Regions from separate parts of the Homo sapiens genome. Here region 2 is linked to region 1. Evidence: read pairs that join two places in POLR2A ChIA-PET (ENCODE). Cell type or tissue: CD4-positive, alpha-beta T cell. All regions are shown on one strand. Each heading gives the region's core, and the rest is flanking DNA. Links, peaks and the distances in the headings are about the cores only.

Region 1 (6,697 bases), core at 1-5,000:
GGAAGGGGAGAGGTGAGGATCTCAGAACATGCTGGAGGAAGCATCGAGCATTGAAGTCTTTTGAGCTCTTAGGACCACAGTGGCCCCGACCCCATCCCTTTTTCTCCACAACCTACAGATGTCCTTTGTCCTTTTGCTCCTACCCTCCACTCCCATCCCCAGCTTCCTCTGGCCCTTCCCAGTTAGGCCCTGAGGAGATTTTAATCAGCTTCCCTAACCTGTTTGGTATACACACTCGCCCAGCCTCCCCTCCCTTGTGGGCAGGACCTTGCTGCTGTTTGGCCACCGGGGTTCTCAGTCGGAAAGCCCAGGAACTGCTGGTGGGTCCTGTGGGCTTTCTTTAATTGAGAAATCACACCACTCCCTGCTCCACGTTACCCAAGGCTTTCTCACACATTTCGAACTGCAACTGACCTTCCCCCTCATGGCCTACAAGGTCCTACTTCATCGCCTAGCCACCTGCAAACCATCTCCTACATCTCCTACCCCTTTCTCTCACTCACTGTGCTCCAGCCACACCAGCTCTTCCTTGAGCTGGCCAAGAGCACACCTCGCCCAGGACCCTCGCATTTGCTGTTCCAGGAATGTCCTTCCCCAAACGGCTCCCTCCCTCCATTAAGATCGCTGCTCATATATCACCTCCTCAATGAGGCCTGGCCTGACCACCCTTATCTAAAATAGCATCCCAGTCACTCTGTCCCCTTAGCCTGCTTCCTTCCCTAAAGGCCGTAACACTGACATCATATCCTATACCGACTTAGTATTTACTGGCCACCCTCACAAGAATGTCAGCTTCCTGAGGGTGGGGGCTTGGGTTCTTCTGCTCACTGCCATATCCCCAACACTTCACAATACCTGGCACATAGTAGGCTTTCCATATTGGGCAAATGAATGAATGGGTGAATGCCCTAAGACTGGGGGATCCTGGCTAGATGTTTTATGTGGATTATAAGAATTCCCCCTCACAGGCCGGGCGCGGTGGCTCACGCCTGTAATCCCAGCAGTTTGGGAGGCTGAGGTGGGTGGATCACGAGGTCAGGAGTTCAAGACCAGCCTGGCCAACATGGTGAAACCCCATCTCTACTAAAAATACAAAAAAATACAAAAATTAGCTGGGTGTAGTGGCGGGCGCCCTGTAATCCTAGCTACTCGGGAGGCTGAGGCAGAGAACTGCTTGAACCCGGGAGGCGGAGGGTGCAGTGAGCTGAGCTGACATTGCACCACTGCATTCCAGCCTGGGCAACAGAGCGAGACTCCGTCTCAAAAAAAAAAAAAAAAAAGATTTCCCACTCACAGCCCTCTGATATAGGTGGTGTCTTCATTTTACAGATGTAGAAACTGTCATTCACAAAGATTATTTCATGCCTCCAATGGCTGGTTACATGGTAGAACTAGGACTCAGTTCCTATTTGACTATATTATTTACCACCTCCTGAAAAGACTTCAGGCCACCACCATCTGCCCACACAGCAACCAAGGGAGACTACAAGGGCAATGAGCCATACAGGCCACCAACAAGGGAGGGCCTAGCAGAGACTTGCTATCTTAGAGTCATCTCATGGTCTCCACGCCTGCTTTTGGGGCAAAGATCCTGGATGGGAAGGAAAACAGCATGCGGGTTATGAGCTCCAATTGGGAGGGAGGATTGGCAGACTCAGGCTGGAACCAAAGTGGTATCTATCAACTGTAGTGAAACATTGTATCTCGACAAACCTTACTTTCCTTGGCAGTGAAACCAAGATAATGACATCAGTGTAGCAAGTGCCTACAAAGCACTAAACAGGTGAGCATTTTCCAATTATCATTATTATGATCATCACAGCTAGAATTACAACTCTGCCACCCATTAGCTGTATGAGCTTGGACAAGTCACTTAACCTCCAGCCTCAGTCTTCTCATCTATAAACAAACAGGGACGATAATCCCCACCCACCATATTGGACTAAGTCAGATATCCAAAGTGCTTGGTACTCAGTAGGTACCTGGCCTCTGGTCCGTCGCTTCCTCCAATCAAGTTGGTGCCATTTCCGAGGCTGTCGCCATGCCCACTGAAGCGTTTACTACAGGCCTTCCCATGAGACGACCCACACCTCCCTACAGTTGGGACAAGGTCACTGAAGCTTCCCTTGGGGAATGGGCGTCAGTGTCATGGGGGGAGGGGGCCTGGCTGCCTCCCGATGACCGGGGGAGAGTGGGCTGGGGCGGGCGCACCTTGTCCTGCAGGAACAGCAGCACATTCCTGGGACCCAGCTCCAGGGCGGGATCTAAGTAGGTAGAGAGCTGCAAGTCGCTGGTGATGTGGCCTTCATGAGTGTCGGCCGCAGGAGCCCACAAGTCCCTGGCAGGGCACAGAAGAGGTGCTGTCAGACGGGGGCGCATGTGGACTGGAGCTCTGTCGCCGGCAGATTCGCTGCGAGCCCCCGAGCAAGGAACAGTCCACCTCCGGGCCTCACCACCCCTCGCCTAGGACAGCGCCGGAGTCGGGCGAGGGCGCCTCAGCCGCCACAGCGCATCCCACCCCGGCCCGCTCACCGGTCACTCGACCACAGCACCAGCGGGACCTGCTGCTCCGCCGCTGCCGCCGCCGCCGCCGCCGCCAACGACAAAAACACCGGCAGCCACGGCATGCGCCAGAGCGCCTGGGCGCACCGCGGCCCCATCCGCACTCGAGCCGTCGCCATGGCCGCCATCATAGCCTCAGCCTCCACTGCCTCAGCGGCCTCGACAGCCGCAGATCAGGTGACCGTTGCCCCCGCCCGAGCCCCGCCTCGCACCTCCATTGGCCCCAGCGCGGGCCGACCGGCAGGGCCGCAGGTAATTGGACCAAGTGCATGCCACTCGCGGCCACTCCTTCTCACTGGTTGGCTGTACGTGTCTCCAGGCGCTCACGCTCCGAGTGGGAAAGGGGATGGGGCCCAGCTAGACCGACTAGGACGAGACAAGAGGGACAGGGAGGCTTCGCGGAACCCTACGCCCACCCGACGCGTTCGCCCGTCCGTTTTTATTTTTATTTTTATTTTGGTTTTTTTGTTGTTGTTCTCTTCTTTTGTCTTTTTTTTTTCTTTAGAGACGGGGTCTAGCTATGTTGGCCAGGCTGGTCTCGAGTCCCCGGGCTCAAGCGATCCTCCCGCCTCAGCCTCCGGAAAAGTGGGACTACAGGCGCGCATCGCCGCACCCGGCCAATCCCTGTTTTAATCCTTTTCCTTAAAATTGCAAAAGTGGTGTCTTTTTCCTGCAGATGGACCCTCCCTGATACAGGTGAGAGGAGACTGTAATCCCTTAGAACGAGGAGTGAAGCGGGCTCAGGATAGCATCTAGGGGAACACCCAGCACTTACATTGGGCAGGAGGAGAAGGGTCCAGAAAAGAGATCGGACAAGGAGCAATCAAAGAGGAAGGAGAAAACCCAGAGCGAAGCGTGGCATCAAAGACACCCTAACGGGCCGGGCGCTGTGGCTCACGCCTGTAATCCCAGCACTTTGGGAGCCCGAGGCGGGCGAATCATGAGGTCAAGAGATCGAGACCATCCTGCACAACATGGTGAAACCCCATCTCTACTGAAAATACAAAAATTAGCTGGGCATGGTGGTGCACACCTGTAGTCCCAGTTACACGGGAGGCTGAGGCAGGAGAATCACTTGAACCCGCGAGGCGGAGGTTGCAGTGGGCCGAGATCGCGCCACTGCACTCCATCCTGGGCGACAGAGTGAGAGTCCATCTCAAAAAAAAAAAAAAAAAAAGATTGTAGTCATGATTGTCACATGTGATTCAGACTAGGACTAGGATAGTGGCAGTTGAGCTGGAGAGAGGAAGTGGGTCTGACAATACAGTCAAAGAAGATTGTAGCTTTTGGGTCTCTCTGAGTTGGGGACTGGGAGACGAGGTCACTTGGGGGCTCACTGAGTTTCGGGTGCTTAGGGAAACCCCCAAGTGGCCATTTCCAGGCCTTAACTAGCTGAGGAGAGAGGTTTTCACTGGAGCTTCACTGTATCCCAGGAGAATCCAGCAAACTTAAAAAGGAAAGCATGTCTATTATGTTTCTGTTACTTTTGTTACATAGTTTCAAGGCAAATACTTCCTCTGGAATGCGGAAGGCAATCTTGCCTCCGCCAGGACTCTGTTGCTGAGCTGCTTCCATGCTTAGGGAAGAAACCCACCTGTGGCTGCTTTTATTCTTCCCTGCATTGCTAGGGGTCCCTGGAGTGATGGCCCTGGAGGCTTCCTGAAGCACCTGCTATGGGCCAGGCACCTGGACTCTGCCCCGGAAGTTGACAGTTTGGTCTAGAGGACATGCAGGACAGCAGGTCATGATACAGGGTCATGAATATTCCAAAGGTTGAGACATGGGACTGGGAGGGATGTAAGGAGAGGGGCACCGATGAAGCTGCTCCCACCAGGAGGTGATATCTAAACTGAACCAATCACCAAATGTTGACAGCACCAATGAGCACCTTCTGTCTGGGGACTTCATCTTTAGGGTAAAAGCATTTTGTTCATTGAAATCCTGGCTGGGCGTGGTGGCTCACGCCTGTAATCCCAACACTGGGAGGCTGAGGCGGGCAGATAACCTGAGGTCAAGAGTTTGAGACCAGCCTAGCAAACATGGCAAAACCCCGTCTCTACTAAAAATACAAAAATTAGCTGGGCGTGGTGGCGGGCACCTGTAGTCCCAGCTACTCAGGAGGCTGAGACAGGACAATTGCTTGAACCTGGGAGGCGGAGGTTGCAGTGAGCCGAGATCGTGCCATTGCACTCCAGCCTGAGCAACAAGAGCGAAACTCCATCTCAAAAAAAAGAAAAAAAAAAAGGGCCGGGCACTTTGGCTCATGCCTGTAATCCCAGCACTTTGGGAGGCCGAGGCGGGCGGATCACGAGGTCAGGAGATCAAGACCATCCTGGCTAACACGGTGAAACCCCATCTCTACTAAAAATATGAAAAATTAGCCAGGCGTGGTGGCGGGCGCCTGTAGTCCCAGCTACTCGGGAGGCTGAGGCAGGAGAATGGCGTGAACCCGGGAGATGGGGCTTGCAGTGAGCCGAGATCGTGCCACTGCACTCCAGCCTGGGCGACAGAGCAAGACTCTGTCTCAAAAAAAAAAAAAAAAAGCACTTCTATGGTGAAACGTAACCCAAAAAAGAAAAGAAGTAGGCCAGGCGCATTGGCTCACGCCTGTAATCCCAGCACTTTGGGAGGCCAAGGCGGGCGGATCACCTGAGGGCAGGAGTTCGAGACCAGCCTGGCCAACATGGTGAAACCCCGTCTCTATTAAAAATACAAGATAATTAGCCGGGCATGGTGGCATGCGCCTGTAATCCCAGCTACTCGGGAGGCTGAGGCAGGAGAATCGCTTGAACCCAGGAGGCAGAGGTTGCAGTGACCAGAGATCATGCCATTGTACTCCATCCAGCCTGGGTGACAGAGCGAAACTCTGTCTCAAAAAAAAAAAAAAAAAAAAAAACCCACAAAATAAAGATGTACAGTGTAATGCTTATCAAAGCAGACAGTTCCATGGCATCACCCAGGTCAAGAATTTGAATATCATTGCCCTGAAAGCCCCTCTCATACCCTTACTATCACTTCCCAATGTGACCATGAACTTGATTCTTTTGCTAATCACTTTGGTCTTTATAGTTTGACCAGTTAAGCATGCATTCCTAAAAATGATGGGATGTGTTGTTTTGGCTGTTTTGAGGCTTTAAATAAAGGAAATTATTCAGTATAATATTTTTCCCTCCTCCACTCTTTTTTTTTTTTTTTTTTTTGGAGACAGAGTTTGGCTCTTGTTGCCCAGGCTGGAGTGCAATAGCGCCATCTCGGGTCACTGCAACCTTCGGATTCAAGCAATTCTCCTGCCTCAGCCTCCCGAGTAGCTGGGATTACAGGCATGTGCCACCACGCCCGGCTAATTTTTTGTATTTAGTAGAGACGGGATTTCACCATGTTGGTCAGGCTGGTCTTGAACTCCTAACCTCAGGTGACCCACCCACCTTGGCCTCCCAAAGTGCTGAGATTACAGGTGTGAGTCACCGCACTCAGCCTTCTCCTCCACTCTGAAGGGAAGTATTATTTTGTGTCTAGATTCTTTGCTCAACATTGGCAGATTAATTCAAGTGGCTGCATGTAACAATGTTGCTGCATAGTATTCCCCTGGATGAATACGTCACCATTGATTGTGTCCTTCAACTGTTGACATTTGGTTGGTTTCCCATTTGGGCTGTTATGGCTAATGCTGCTGTGAACAATTATGTATACGTCTTTCTTTTTCTTCTTTTTTTTTTTTTTTTTGAGACGGAGTCTCGCTCTGTCACCTAGGCTGGAGTGCAGTGGCGTGATCTCAGCTCACTGCAAGCTCCGCCTTCCGGGTTCACGCCAGTCTCCTGCCTCAGCCCCCTGAGTAGCTGGGACTACAGGTGCCCACCCCCATGCCCAGCTAATTTTTTGTATTTTTAGTAGAGACGGGGTTTCACTGTGTTAGCCAGGATGGTCTCTATCTCCTGACCTCAAGATCTGCCCGCCTCGGCCTGAGTGCTTGGATTATGGGCGTGAGCCACTGCGCCCAGCCGATGTATGTGTCTTTTGTTAAACATAGATGTTCATTTCAATAGGTATATAACTAGGTGGGGAATTGCTAGGTCATAGAGTATATGCACTGGGTTGAGTAGTGTCCCCATAAAAGTCATTGCAGACAGAATCAAGT
Region 2 (8,028 bases), core at 1,281-6,280, 350 kb after region 1:
ACGATTAAGGAAAAGACTTCTTGTATAAGGCCGGGGTTTTTTAAATGATTTTTTGAATAGTTAGATGGACAATACGGAATTAAAAAGGTGGTGTAAAAAGTTATACGGGGCTGGGCACAGTGACTCACGCCTGCAATCCCAGTACTTTGGGAGGCCGAGGTGGGTGGATCACCTGAGGTCAGGAGTTCGAGACCAGCCTAGCCAACATGACGAAACATCATTTCTACTAAAAATACAAAAATTAGCTGGGCTTGGTGGTATGCACCTGTAATCCAGCTACTCGGGAGGCTGAGGCAGAAGAATCGTTTGAACCCAGGAGGCAGAGGTTGCAGTGAGCCAAGATCGTGCCATTGCACTCCAGCCTGGGCGACAGAGTGAGACTCCATCTCAGAAAAATAATAATAGAAAAAAGTTATATGGGGCTGGGCATGGTGGCTCATGCCTGTAATCCCAGCAGTTTGGGAGGCTGAGGCAGCTTGATCACTTGAGGTCAGGAATTCGAGACTAGCCTGGCCAACATGGTGAAACTCCGTCTCCACTAAAAATACAAAAATTAGCCAAGCGTGGTGGTGCGTGCCTGTAGTCCCAGCTACTTGGGAAGCTGAGGCAGGAGAATCGCCTGAACCTGGGAGGCAGAGGTTGCAGTGAGCCAAGATCATGCCGTTGCACTCCAGCCTGGACGACAAGAGCGGAACTCCGTCTCAAAAAAAAAAAAAAAAGAGTTATATTGTAAAGTATCTCTGCTACCCTGCCCCAAACATTCATTTCTTTCCCTGGAGGCAGCCACTATTACCTGTTTCTTTAAAAAAAAAAAAAAATTGTGGCCGGGCACGGTGGCTCACGCCTGTAATCCTAGCACTTTGGGAGGTGGAGGTGGGTGGATCATGAGGTCAAGAGATCGAGACCATCTTGGCCAACATGGTAAAACCCCATCTCTACTAAAAATACAAAAAATTAGCCGGGCATGGTGGCGGGCACCTGTAGTCCCAGCTACTCGGGAGGCTGAGGCAGGAGAATCGCTTGAACCTGGGAGGCAGAGGTTGCAGTGAACTGAGATCACGCCGCTGCACTCCAGCCTGGCAACAGAATGAGACTCCATCTCAAAAAAAAAAGCGTGTGTGTACCCGTGTGTTAAATTTTTATTATAAAATATATATAACAGGCTGGGCGTGGTGGCTCACGCCTGTAATCCCAGCACTTTGGGAGGCCGAGGCAGGCTGATCACGAGGTCAGGAGATCGAGACCATCCTGGCGAGCACGGTGAAACCTCGTCTTTACTAAAAATACAAAAAATTAGCCGGGCATGGTGGCGGGCGCCTGTAGTCCCAGCTACTCTGAGAGCCTGAGGCAGGAGAATGGCGTGAACCCAGGAGGCGGAGCTTGCAGTGAGCCGAGATCGCGTCACTGCACTCCAGCCTGGGCGACAGACCGAGACTCCGTCTCAAAAAATATATATCGATATATATAACAATTTACAGTTTTAATCATCTTAACTGTACAGTTCAGTGGCACTGAGTACATTCACATTGTTGTACAGCCATTACTACCATCCATCTCTACAACCTTTCGTCTTGCAAAACTGAAATTTCATACCTATTAAACACTAACTCCCACTTCTCCCCTTTCCCCCACCCCACCCTCTGGCAACTACTATTCTACTCTTTGTCTCTATTGGACATATTTTTGTGTGTTTAGGTTTGTGTATATATTTTACATGTGTGTATAAATACACAAGGGTATGTGGGCGTTGTGTTTTTACACATACTATAAAATATTGTGCACATTTGTTTATTTTAATGTATCCTGTAGATTATTTAGAATCGGTTCATACAGAGCCGTATCATTCCTTTTAAGGGTTGGGTTTAAATAGTCTGTTATGGATGTACCACAATTTATTTAACCAGTTTTTAAATTTTTTACTTATTTTTTTTAATGTTTTTTTAGAGACAGGATCCCACTCCATCACCCAGACTGGAGTGCAACAGCATGATCATAGCTTACTGCAGCCTTGAACTCCGGGGCTGATGTGATCCTCCCACCTCAGGCTCTCTTGTAGCTGGGACTACAGGGATGTGCCGCCATGCCTGGCTAAATTTTTTATTTTTATTTTTATTTTTATTTTTGGTAGACACGGGGTTTCACTGTGTTGCCCAGGCTGGTCTTGAACTCCTTGGGCTTGAGTAATCCTCCTGCCTTGGCCTCCCAAAGTGCCGAGATTACAACCATGAGCCATGGAGCCCGACAAGAGTAGCCTTTTATTTGCAGACCATTAGAGAAAAAGTTGCGTGTAAGTAGATAAGCATACGAATTTATCACTGCAATACTGTTTGTAGAGATCACAGAGCTGTTAGGCTAGGAAGAAGTTTTTAGCAGTTAGCACTAGAAAGCAAAACTTTGGAAACTTCCATTTCATCAAAAGTGACCTCATCTGAGTAGGGCATGTGAGGGAAGGACCTTTTTACTCGACAAGGGGAACTTGCCCAGTTCTTGTTTGTGAACCTTGAAGAAAGTGGAGCATTTTTATTTTGGGACCATTCTAGGTTGTGGTAGTTCCTTGGTACTCGGGGTTGGAGAATCTCCCTCTGCTGCTGGACCTTCTGCCTCCTCATGCTGTAATATGCATAAGAGGTGTCCTAGAAGTATTCAGGAACAGGCTGTGGTTGCTTTGTTGTTCTGTGACTGTTGAACTCTTTATATAGCAGTACTTTTTTAAGCTGTACTAATTGAGCATTTATTATGTGTCAGTTACTGTGCTAGCTGCTGGAAACTATCCTACCCTCAGCAGTCTTCTGGTCTAATGGGAGGTACAGACAGGCAAATGGGCTATGACTTTACAAGAGGCTAACTTCTGTGATGGAGAGAAGTTCCAGCCACTAAGGGAGCACATAAAAATCAGAGGAGATCCTACCAAGAATTGGGAGGTAGGTCAGGGAGGAGACTTCTTTGAAAAATGGCATCTAAGACCTGAACAGCAAGGAAACATTAGCTAGGTCAAGGACAAAGCATCAGTGGGGAGAGATGCATGAGTCTTTTGGAAGGACCAGCATGTGTAGAGGCTCTGACAGGAGAGAATCTCTCAGGCCCATTCAGAGAGTCCACTGTGTGAAGACGAGGCATGAACAACCAGCCAGGACATGTGGAGAGGAGCATTTTTCTTTTTTTCTTTTTTCTTTCTTTTTTTTTTTTTTTTTTTTTGAGACGTCTTTCTCTGTCACCCAGGCTGGAGTGCAATGGCATGATCTCGGCTCACTGCAACCCCCACTTCCAGGGTTCAAGCAATTCTTCTGCCTTAGCCTCCCAAGCAGCTAGGATTACAGGCACCCGCCACCATGCCCGGTTAATTTTTGTATTTTTAGTAGAGACGGAGTTTCACCATGTTGGCCTCAAACTCCTGACCTTAGGTGATCTACCCGTCTCGGCCTCCCAGAGTGCTGGGATTACAGGTGAGAGCCCCCACGCCCGGCCAGGCTCGGCTTTCTTTCCAGGCCCCGTCACACTCTTAGATGTTCCCTGGGCCCCAGAAGGCAGCGTGAGGTGCTCTGCCCATCTATGCTGTCCTTTTCCACCCCACCCTATCCACTGGGCCCCTGGGGCTCCCACTCCACTCCAGGTCTCTTCATGGACCCTTCTTTCCCTTCACTTCTGTCCCAGGAGACCTGGGAGACTCATGGGAACAGGCATCATCTTCTCCAGCACAGTTCATTGTCTAATGCACGAAAGTGCTGGGCTGTGAGAAGGTCAGGAGCTTACATGGAATGGGAGTCAGCTGTGGTACAAAGTACGCTGCTTAGTTCTACTGATTTTTTATTTTTTATTTTTACATAAGACTTTGATGGTAAAGGAAGCAGTGTGTGAGCAAGCTGACTCCTGTCTTGTCAAGTACCAGGTCCACTCTGATGAGCCCCTGTGGACAGCACTGCTGTAACTCCCCAAGCCTGGGCTCAGGAGGTGGGCCCTAAGCGCTGTTCCCAGCTCTTCCTCCATGCTGTCAGCTCTTCCACCATTCTTCCTGGCGTCATTCTAAGGTCCTGTCTTCCCCCGCCCTCTTCCTTCCTGGCTTCTACGCTCAGCTCAAGTAGTAGCTGTTTGGGTACTTTTCACCCAGACTTAGGAAATGTTATCAGTTGGTCGTATTCCTGTCAGCCCTCTTACTATGGAACTCAAATAGGACAGATTCAGCTGAATTCCCAGCCCTGTGGTTGCACTCTTTGTCTGCCCTGCTTCCCCAAGGTAGCCTGCTCCCTAAAGGTCACCGAGATACTCCCCATGCAAGGTTTTTGTTGTATTACACATGACAACATGGAATAAAGTGTTTTGCAAATTTACTGGATGATATCCTACTATGTGGAACATCCTACAACTTACTCTTTTCACTCAACATTTGACTTTTGAACCTGGTCTGTACTGCTCCGTGCAGACCAATGTTCATTCATTTGATATGTCTCCTTGTGCCATAGAAATAGTTTTACAATAGAAGCCTGTCCAGAGCCATGAGGGAGAAGGGGATTGTAGAGAAACAAGGATTGGCATCTGGTTTATGTTTACATCCTTTAGTCCTGTTAACCGAGAAGAAGATATTTTTATTTCCATGTTTGCGAAAGCTTTCCACAAAAAAAGCATCCATTTTCTAGACTTATTAATAGGGCAGTCCAAAGGTTTTATTTTTAGATTTGAAAGAAAGCAAAGTAGGCTTCTGAGATATGCACATTTCCCTGTGTCCCTGTCTCTTTTGCAACATTCCACATTGCTGCTAAAACTTGAACATGAGCACTTTCAAGCATGTGCTTACTTTCTATGTATGACTCATTTTTTAAAACATTAAAGCATTTTCGGCCGGGTGTGGTGGCTCACGCCTATATTCCTAGCACTTTAGAAGGCCGAGGCGGGTAGATCACTTGAGGTCAGGAGTTCAAGACCAGCCTAGCCAATATAGTGAAACCCCATCTCCACTAAAAATACAAAAATTAGCCGGGCATGGTGGCGGGCGCCTGTAATCCCAGCTACTCGGGAGGCTGAGGCAGGAGAATTGCTTGAACCCAGGAGGTGGAGGTTGCAGTGAGCAGAGATCGAGCCACTGCACTCTAGCCTAGGTGACAGAGCGAGACTCTGTCTCAAAAAAATAAAAATAAAGCATTAAAGCACTTTGTCTGGTGGTATGTAAGTTTTGGCATTACTTAGATAAGTTGTATTTTAAGTCTTTCTACACACAATAACTTATTTTTAAAATACAAGTTTCTGTGTACTTCCGGGTTTTGTGTTTTTGTAAACAGCAGAAGGTATTAGTCCATATTAAGTACTAATTTGTTCTAATATTTTCAGCTGTTTTTGGAATTACACTTGGCAAAAAAATAGACAAATGTCTGCAGTTGTGACAGTTTGTTTTTTTGTTCTTTTTAACTCCAGAATAAATAATTCTAGTGAGTTTTTTTCTTGGCTTGTAAGAACATGGGAATGATTAGAGTCATCATAACACTTAAGTAGTTATAGAAGGTTGAACATCTGTAGTCAGTTGTATAAAATTTCCTAGTCATCCTTCCAGGTTGTTTAAGACAAACAAATACATAGTATTTATTAAGCTCTTATAAATTTTAATTGTAAAACATCATTGTACAAAACTTTGAAAATGCGTATAGGTACAAAGATAAAAAATTAGGCCAGGCATGCCATGGCTCACGCCTGTAATCCCAGCACTTTGGGAGGCCAAGGTGGGAGGATCTTTTGAGCCCAGGAGTTCAAGACCAGCCTGAGCAACATATTGAGACCCTATCTCTACAAAAATATCATAAAACAAAATAGAATCACTCTGGCGATTCCACTATCCAAAAAAAAAAAAAACTGCTGTTAATATTTGGTATGTATCTTTCTAGACCAAGGCCTCCAACTTTGGTTGAGAATTCAGCCGGGTCTGTGACCTTGGATGGGAAAAACATTCACTCTTTATTTTCACTAATGTCTCTGAAAACCCAGATTTTTAGCTGGGCATGGTGGCTCGTGCCTGTAATCCCAGTGCTTTGGAAGCCCGTGGAGGGCAGATCACTTGAGCCCAGGAGTTTGAGACCAGCCTGGGCAACATAGCAAGACCCTGTCTTTTAAAAAAAAAAAAAATCCAGCCGGGTGTGGTGGCTCATGCCTGTAATCCCAGCACTTTGAGAGGCTGAGGCAGGCAGATCACCTGAGGTCAGGAGTTTGAGACCAGCCTGACCAACATGGTGAAATCCTGTCTCTACTAAAAATACAAAAATCAGCCGGGCATGGTGGTGGGCGCCTGTAATCCCAGCTACTCCGGAGGCTGAGGCAGGAGAATCACTTGAACCCGGAAGGTAGAGGTTGCAGTGAGCCAAGATCACACCATTGCACTCCAGCCTGGGCGACAGAGCGAGACTCTGTCTCAAAAAAAAAAAAAAAAATCCACATTTTCTTCAATGACAATTGTAAGCAACAGATCATGGTAGTATTAGAATAGCAGTGACTGTCACCAGTAGAGATCAAAGATACTTTCATATCATATTATAGTTGTTACAGATATTTTGAAATATATATGTCCATCACTGCTTCAAACTTAAGGTAATTATTAGACCCATCTCTAGATCTGGTTATTTAATGATTTACTGAAGAAGCACATATTATTTGAGAACGAACTCTTGAAATATGTTGTTAATTTCTGTGCATTTTACACATTTCAAAACATTCTTCTGAGGAGGGGTCCAGAAGGCCAAAAGGGTCCATGGCAGAAAAAGGTTAAGAACACCTGTTCTGTACTTTGTACCATGTGGCTACAAATATAAAAACAGACGTTAAGCCGGGTATGGTGATGCACACCTGTAGTTCCACCTACTTGGGAGGCTGAGGTGGGAAAATCACTTGAGCCCAGGAGTTTGAGGCCAGCCTGGGCAACAGAGCAAGACCCCATCTCTTAAAAACCAGTCAGCACTTGACTAGTCAGTTAGTGGGGGAAAACACAGGTACAGTAAAAGGAGTCAAAATTACACTTAAACTTAGGTCATCTTATTATATCAAACATTTATTAACATGTTTAGTGTTTTGTGTATATTATGCAAAGTGTAATGCAACTAAAACTGTTTAACACTTCTCGATATCACATAAATTTGTTGGTGCATAATAGCCTAAAAGTTACTTTTGCTGTTGGCATTTTATTTTATTACTTACTTATTTATTTATTTATTTATTTATTTTGAGACAGAGTCACACTGTCGCCAGGCTGGAGTGCAGTGGTGCGATCTCAGCTCACTGCAACCTCTGCCTCCCTGGTTCAAGCGATTCTCCCGCCTCAGCCTCCTGACTAGCTGGGACTACAGGTGCGCGCCACCATGCCCAGCTAATTTTTGTATTTTTAGTAGAGATAGGGTTTCGCCATGTTGGCCAGGATGGTCTTCATCTCTTGACCTTGTGATCTGCCCACCTCGGCCTCCCAAAGTGCTAGGATTACAGGCATGAGCCACCACGCTGGGCCTGCTGTTGGCATTTTAAACATCCTTCTAGAGTCTTTCTTATTTGCCTGTAAGCACGTACACATGTTGTTGTTGTTTTGAGACAAGGTCTGTCGCCCAAGCTGGAGCACAGTGGTGCAATCACAGCTCACTACAGCTTCGACCTCTTGGGTGCAAGTGATCCTCCCAATCAGCCTCCCAAGTAGGTGGGACTACAGGTGTCCGCTACCATGCCCAGCTAATTTTTGTATTTTTTTTGTAGAGACGGAGTTTCACCATGTTGCCCAGACTGGTCTCAAACTCCTTTGCTCAAACGATCCTTCCGCCTCGGCCTCCCAAAGTGCCGGGATTACAAGTGTGCACCTCTGTGCCTGGCCCACATGTTGTTTTAGATGAATGAGATCATATATGTACTTTTGTAACTTGCTACCTTTCCTCAACAAAATGTTGTAAATATCCATGTCCATAAAAATAGACGTATATCTTCACTTTTCCCTAAAATGAAAATAACTTAACTTGCATTTTCTTTTTTGTTTTTGTTTTTGTTTTGAGACAGGCTCTTGCTCTGTTGCTCAGGCTG

The links. ChIA-PET counts read pairs that join two places held together with the same protein. Peaks named below come from ENCODE experiments on the same cell type or tissue, not always from the same donor. Only the 100,000 strongest peaks of a DNase experiment are listed, where the experiment ranks them.
Region 2: POLR2A ChIA-PET joins it to region 1 with 11 read pairs; 3 of 35 experiments call an interaction of 5 or more read pairs at or near these places.

The regions. Positions count from the first base shown.
Region 1 is chrX:154,424,689-154,431,385 of GRCh38, reverse strand. ATP6AP1 (ATPase H+ transporting accessory protein 1) reads right to left here and starts at 2,709. Exons shown (of 10, transcript NM_001183.6): 1 at 2,533-2,709; 2 at 2,212-2,338. The coding sequence starts at 2,693. It overlaps ATP6AP1-DT (ATP6AP1 divergent transcript), which reads left to right and starts at 2,907. Exons shown (of 2, transcript NR_103768.1): 1 at 2,907-3,258. RefSeq lists a silencer at 2,807-2,916 and an enhancer at 2,492-2,993. In CD4-positive, alpha-beta T cell, for the core only: no CTCF peak of the experiment used is centred there; DNase peaks (open chromatin) are centred at 305, 2,385 and 2,775; H3K4me3 peaks cover 1,939 bases; H3K27ac peaks cover 593 bases.
Region 2 is chrX:154,079,355-154,087,382 of GRCh38, reverse strand. All of the region lies in intron 1 of MECP2 (methyl-CpG binding protein 2), which reads left to right. Among named protein-coding and RNA genes, the nearest start is that of MECP2, 14 kb to the left of the region's middle. In CD4-positive, alpha-beta T cell, for the core only: no CTCF peak of the experiment used is centred there; no DNase peak of the experiment used is centred there; H3K27ac peaks cover 408 bases.